Linked DNA regions of Mus musculus: region 2 is linked to region 1. A link is a loop called in an ENCODE intact Hi-C map of the cell type or tissue named here. Cell type or tissue: left cerebral cortex. All regions are shown on one strand. Links, peaks and the distances in the headings refer to the core of each region. The heading gives the core; the rest is flanking DNA.

The links. A loop is a pair of places that touch in the nucleus more often than their neighbours do. Peaks named below come from ENCODE experiments on the same cell type or tissue, not always from the same donor. Only the 100,000 strongest peaks of a DNase experiment are listed, where the experiment ranks them.
Region 2: a loop joins it to region 1, with 4 times the contacts of the local background. A loop is called at or near these places in 2 of 42 quality-filtered maps.

Annotation. Positions count from the first base shown.
Region 1 is chr7:123,822,644-123,825,462 of GRCm38, forward strand. No RefSeq gene overlaps it. Among named protein-coding and RNA genes, the nearest start is that of Hs3st4, 160 kb to the right of the region's middle. In left cerebral cortex, for the core only: no CTCF peak of the experiment used is centred there; DNase peaks (open chromatin) are centred at 1,535 and 1,887.
Region 2 is chr7:123,752,357-123,755,175 of GRCm38, forward strand. No RefSeq gene overlaps it. Among named protein-coding and RNA genes, the nearest start is that of Gm30335, 160 kb to the left of the region's middle. In left cerebral cortex, for the core only: no CTCF peak of the experiment used is centred there; DNase peaks (open chromatin) are centred at 1,131 and 2,206; H3K27ac peaks cover 832 bases.

The sequences.
Region 1 (2,819 bases), core at 199-2,698:
TGCTGGGTGCTTTCTTGTGAACATTTAGCTCTCAGAGGAGCTGTCCTCCCTCCTTCCCTGTGGCTGTAGAAACCAACAGCATGGCATTGAGCTCATGCTCTCCTCATGGTGCTCCCAGGCCAGGTCAACCCAGCCTCACATTCCTTCTCTTCAGGCCATCAGGCCTGGGGTCTTAAGCAGTTTGACATTCTCTGTGCTTTTGGACAACTTTGTAGTGGCAAGTGTGTCTTGAGAATGCCAGCCCTGGTACATGGTGGACCTTTTTCTTTGCATCTTCTATATTCCTTTTCTGTAAATCAGAATAGCAACAGCACTTTTCTCAAGGCACTGTTGCGAAGCTAACATGTATTCATCTGTATAAAGCACTCAGTATAGAGTAACATCTCAATAAATGTGATTATAATTACGAGCTATTATTAAGGAGTCCTGGGTGATAACAGTCATCAAGAACAGGCATAGATGTTAATGGTCTCCAGCCTCTGCTGTCGTCTGGTTCATTTCCCTCATCAATAGCTCATTACTTGATTGTCAAGTCACAGACGCTATAAGCTACACACCATCACACCGAATAATAACAATTATTCCAGGTCTCATGTGTAAAGCATTACAGAACCAACATCCCTCTAATCCTGAGAGGAGTCTGTCTGCTGCTGGAGGTGGTATGGCAAGGGACAAAGCTGTGTCATGGGAACATGTCTTTCTTGTTCTGTTGGTAAGGGACACTTTGTTCCAGTAGCAGCTGAGCCATCCTGCTGTGTGTCCTGATGCGGCACAGCCCTAACATCCCCTTGCCTTTGTTTTTCTTTGACCCATTTCTTGATGCTCTGCTTATCCTTTAGAGATTCAAGGATGTGTCTGTAGGAGCAAGCTGGTGCACAAATCTCACAGGCTGCACTCTGACCGAATCTTCTCCCTGTTCCTGCTTTCTCACCCCCAAACTGGAGGGATGCTACTGAATGAAGGTGACGCTCCTCAGACTATCCCCCAAAGGAGACTGTTTCCCCAGAAACCACATTCTGTCATGTAGAATTGCAGATTCCCTGTCAAAGGCAACAAACACAACTTGTCCTACCTGGGGCCCTGGAGCAACTGGATTTAATGTCCACTAGGCTATCTCTTGGCTTGAAATGATTTTTCCTTCTGAATCCAGAAAAACAAAGACATGATTTATATGTGGGAGAAGGCTTGGGATAAACATAATCTAGTAATTTAGAAGGTTCAAAGTGTGTATAAGAGAGATGACGTTTTCTAAATAGCACAGGAAGCCCCCTGAGGTCAAATGGTGCAAAGAAAAGAAAGGAAGTCACCATTACGATGCTCTTACTATGTGAAGGGTAGAGTATGCCAGCTAGTGTTAGTCCTAAATGAGCCATCTTTGGGGTGCTACTCCTGGGTAACTTGAGTCCCCAACTCCCCTGTTCTTGTTCTGATAGGGAAGGCCATATGCTCATGCCAGCCCTGCCCTGGGCGAGTTCCTGAGAGGCAAGCACATTCCCAAGAACACGCCATCTGTACCAGAGGCTGCTCCAAGGAGACGCAAATTTGCACATCCCACTCAAGGGGGGAATGGAACGGATGGGTGTGAGGAGCCCCCAGATTTCCTTCTTCCCCTCTGAGGTGCTTTAGGAAGGAGCATATGACTCATTTCAAAGAATTCAGGAAGTGGAAGATGGTCAGGAAGGGCCTGGTCACAATGAAAAGGAGGCTTTCTTTGCATTTGGCAAGTTGCTCCCAGACAACTTAGGTCTTAATCCTCTTGTCCCGGGAGGTTTTCAGAGTGTTTGAAGGTTGGGTCTCTCAGCCTTCAGTACAGGTAACGAACAATTTGAGGAACTTATTTTTCCCCTCAGGAAAAGAAATGGGTCTGCTTTCCCAGCCTCCATTTTAGCTGTAAATTGGGTTTGGAAATGTACATGCAGAGTATTGGAGTGAACTTGTTCAAAGGAAATGCTAGCAGTCTGTGCATGCCTTAGCCAAGGAGATCAGCAAGCATTTGGATCAAATCACCATGCATGGGATTAACGGTTTAAAATACTGATGCTGAATTCTTGCAAATTGGAAGGCGTTCACTCGGAATCTGGACTTCTGATCCGTCTTGAAGCAGTGTAAATTTTTGTGATATCAAACCTGTTTTACTATTAGAAAGCATTTAGATCATGTTTGCATGAGTTATTATTTTTAGTAATTAAAATTGAACTGTGTGGTTTGTATGTACTTAATTCTCAGCTTCATTTCTCCTGAAGGCTTTTGGGAAAATATCTACAGCCTACAGTAGGGTTGGACTTTTTAAAAATTTCTTCATTGATGTGTAATAATTGTACACTTTTATGGATACAGGCGTACAAGCACAGTGATCTCGTAGGAGCAACTGGGGTATCTCTCAGCTTGAAAACTTATAATTTATTTATATTGGGAACGTTCAAAGTCTGTTCTCCAGCTCTTTTGACACAAACAGTAAATTATTGATAATTGTAGACACCTAGCATGCTATGGAACAATGGGACTGGCTTTTCCAACACTGTATTTCTGTACCTAGACCACAGCAGAATTGTGGGACGAAATCCTCAGTCCTGCCTGGCTAGCAGACACAGCCGATTTCCTTAAACCTGCTGAGAGATTGAGGTCTTTTCCTGGAATTCTGGATAGGAAGAGTGGTCAGGTACTATTTGGAACCTGGTGAAGTTGATTAGCAAAGGGGCAAGGAGAGCACAGAGCCAGGTAGACATTGTGTTTTCTATATCTTACCTTGCTATGATACCAGCTTGCCCCAGTCCCTTTCTACTGCACTATATAGCAGATGGACACAATGCTATTTGTCT
Region 2 (2,819 bases), core at 54-2,553, 70 kb before region 1:
CCACACTTTTGGCTCTTACAATCTCCTGACCCCTCTTCCACGACGATCTATGGAACTTTCAGGGAGGGGTATTATATAGCTGTCCCATTCCGAGCTCAGCACACGCCAGTCTCTTATTCCTTGCACATTGACAGGTTGTGAGTCTCTGCATTGATTGCCATCTCTTGCAAAGGAAGCTTCTCTGATGAGGTTGAGGGCTGCATGAATTTATGGGTAGAAGATAAGTAGTTAGAAGGTAGTTTGATACTAAATCTAGTAGAATAATAGTAGCAGGTTCTGCCCTAGGGCCTGTGACATAACCAACCAGAGATTCTTAGCTCAGTTGATAGGCATCAGTTGTATCTTGTGAAGCAGGCCTTAAATCTAATCAGACTGTGGTTGGTTGCTCTAGCAACATCTGTTCTACCTATCATTGTATCAACTGGCTGTTTCTTTCCAGGCTGGTTCATATAGGATTTGAACCTCTATGAGGTTACTCTGGCCATGGTATTTAGCGGTGGGGCCTCTCAGAGGTGATTTGGATCAAAGCCAGTGGAATTCTGGTGGCTTTGCAAGGAGAGATTGAGACTGTGGAATACATGCATGCACACTTCCTGTCGTTGGCCACAGGCTTTCCTGCAGCATTGAAGGACTCTGTTGTCAAGTCAGCCATCCCCTAATGCAGTCCCTTGACCACCGAGCTTCCAGGATCATGAGCCAAAAGAAACTTGTTTTCTGTAGAAATCATCCAGTCCCTGGTATTATGTTATTGGCAACAGAAAATGGACTGATACTCTATCTAGGCCTTATTTAGCATTTAACACCCTATTTCGGGTTTTATTGCCTCTCCGCTGCTATTGAGAAACTGAAAGTCTACATGTCTTTCCCTAGGAAGCCCAGCTGATGGTCCAGGGTACTGCAAGCCACATGTCTTCCTAAGGGCTAACGTTCTGCAGACATCCTCCACCTGCATTGCTGACAGGTGCACTCTGCCATCCAGGCTGTGTTCCTGCACAGTGGACAGGGATGGAGTACCTGCAAATATGCAGGAGAGGATGTGGGTTGGAATTGGATGCCTGGTTCCCAGGGCTGGCACTGCCGCTTGTCCTGTTTCCTCATCTGTGAAATGGAGATAATAATAACTGCCCCAGTTTCTCACATGTGAAGACAAAACGAGAAAACCATGCTGCAAAATAGGAAACACTATTCAAATGCAGACAGTTTTAGATCCTTTGATTGCTCTCTACATTAATAATAGCCCCATAGAGTTGGTGAGCCTCTGTAGTTCCTTTCAGTTTCCAGAGTGCTTCTACTTGCATTATCTCATTTGGTTTGCACCATGGTGCTCAGTGTTTCAGGGGATCATGGGGATTGAAGAGGCCATAGGGCTTGCTCAGGGCCATCCTGTAAGTAACAGTGCTGGGAGAGCAGCCAGCTTTCCCAGTCTTGTTTCTCTACTTCATCTACCAGAATCCATTGCTTCAGCGCCTCTGTCAAAACCTCAAGGCTCCCTTGGTACAGCATTTGTGGGGTCAATGCTGCTGGTAGAGGCACGGTAGACAAGGTGTTTGCAACCTCCTTATGGGAATGTGAGCATAGCGCTACTGAAAGTAACTCCAAACCCTCTCCATGATTGGAAAAGCATCTATGGGCTTTGTGGTCCAAGCTCCTGGGTCACCTGCAGGTTCTGCCCCATTTCATCCTGCCAGTGTCTTCTTAGGATGTTAAGAAGATGATCATCATGTCAGATGTCCAGTGAGGATTAACTGACTTCTCAATGATGGAAAGACTCTCCCAGAATACAGAACTATCTAATTACTTACAGTGGAAATAAACTTAGAGGTATTTCCAGTCCAGTTTGCTCATTCTATAGGAGTAAAACACAGGGTTGCAGAGGGATACAGGTGTGTTCCCTGTTAGTGACCGGGTTTCAGGTTATTGTTGATGCGAGGGTTCATTCTTAGCTCTGCCACTTACTGTTTGAGGACCCAGTGACAGGAGGATTAACTGAGATAAATGTATTTTCAGTATTGAAAGCTTACCAGGAACCATAGCTAGAATGAAGTCTGAGCTTATCCATGTGCTTGGTTGTAAACAGTTTAGTTAACTCATGTTATCAGGAAAGATCTTTAAGATTATAGCAGGAGCTTCTTTCTGGGAGCTGAGTCAAATGTGGAAGCAACAGAAAAACAGTAGAGTACACACTCATGAGCAGACAGCTCCAGCAGCATCGTGTCACTGCTCAGGGCCTCTGCCAGCAGCTTCTTCAAAGCACATCAGGACATCCTCAGGAGCAAATGTCTTCTAGGTGCATCTGTTACCCAGAATTCTTTTCAGCCAAACCCACATTTCAGGAAGGATTGGAAAGGCCAAGGTCATCTGGTTATGCTCTAGTTGCAAGGGATGCTAGAAAAACTAGTTCCGGGCTTCTCTATTGGAAAGGAGAGACAATTATAATATGAAGCATTCCAGTACATAAGAAGAATGTCCAGAATAAAATGGAGACTTCAAAATATTCATCAAAGTACCCTATGTTTCCTTTATGTTTGTCCCTTTTTTATGTGTGCATAGAATGCCAAGTCGCTTTCTTATGTAACATGCTCCCCACCACCACAGCCAGCCTCCACGTGGCCCAGTTAATTTTATGTAATGCACCAATCACTTTTTAACCTTTTTAGGGACGAGCCCCCATATTCTCTCCCACACTTGCTCCACACCCGAACGTTATGTTGCAAGCATTTCTCCCCTATTAATTTTGCCTTTGCAACACAACTCTTAATAGTCCCATAGTATTCTAGAATATGGATGTGTCAAAATTTATACAACCATTTCCAGTGTGT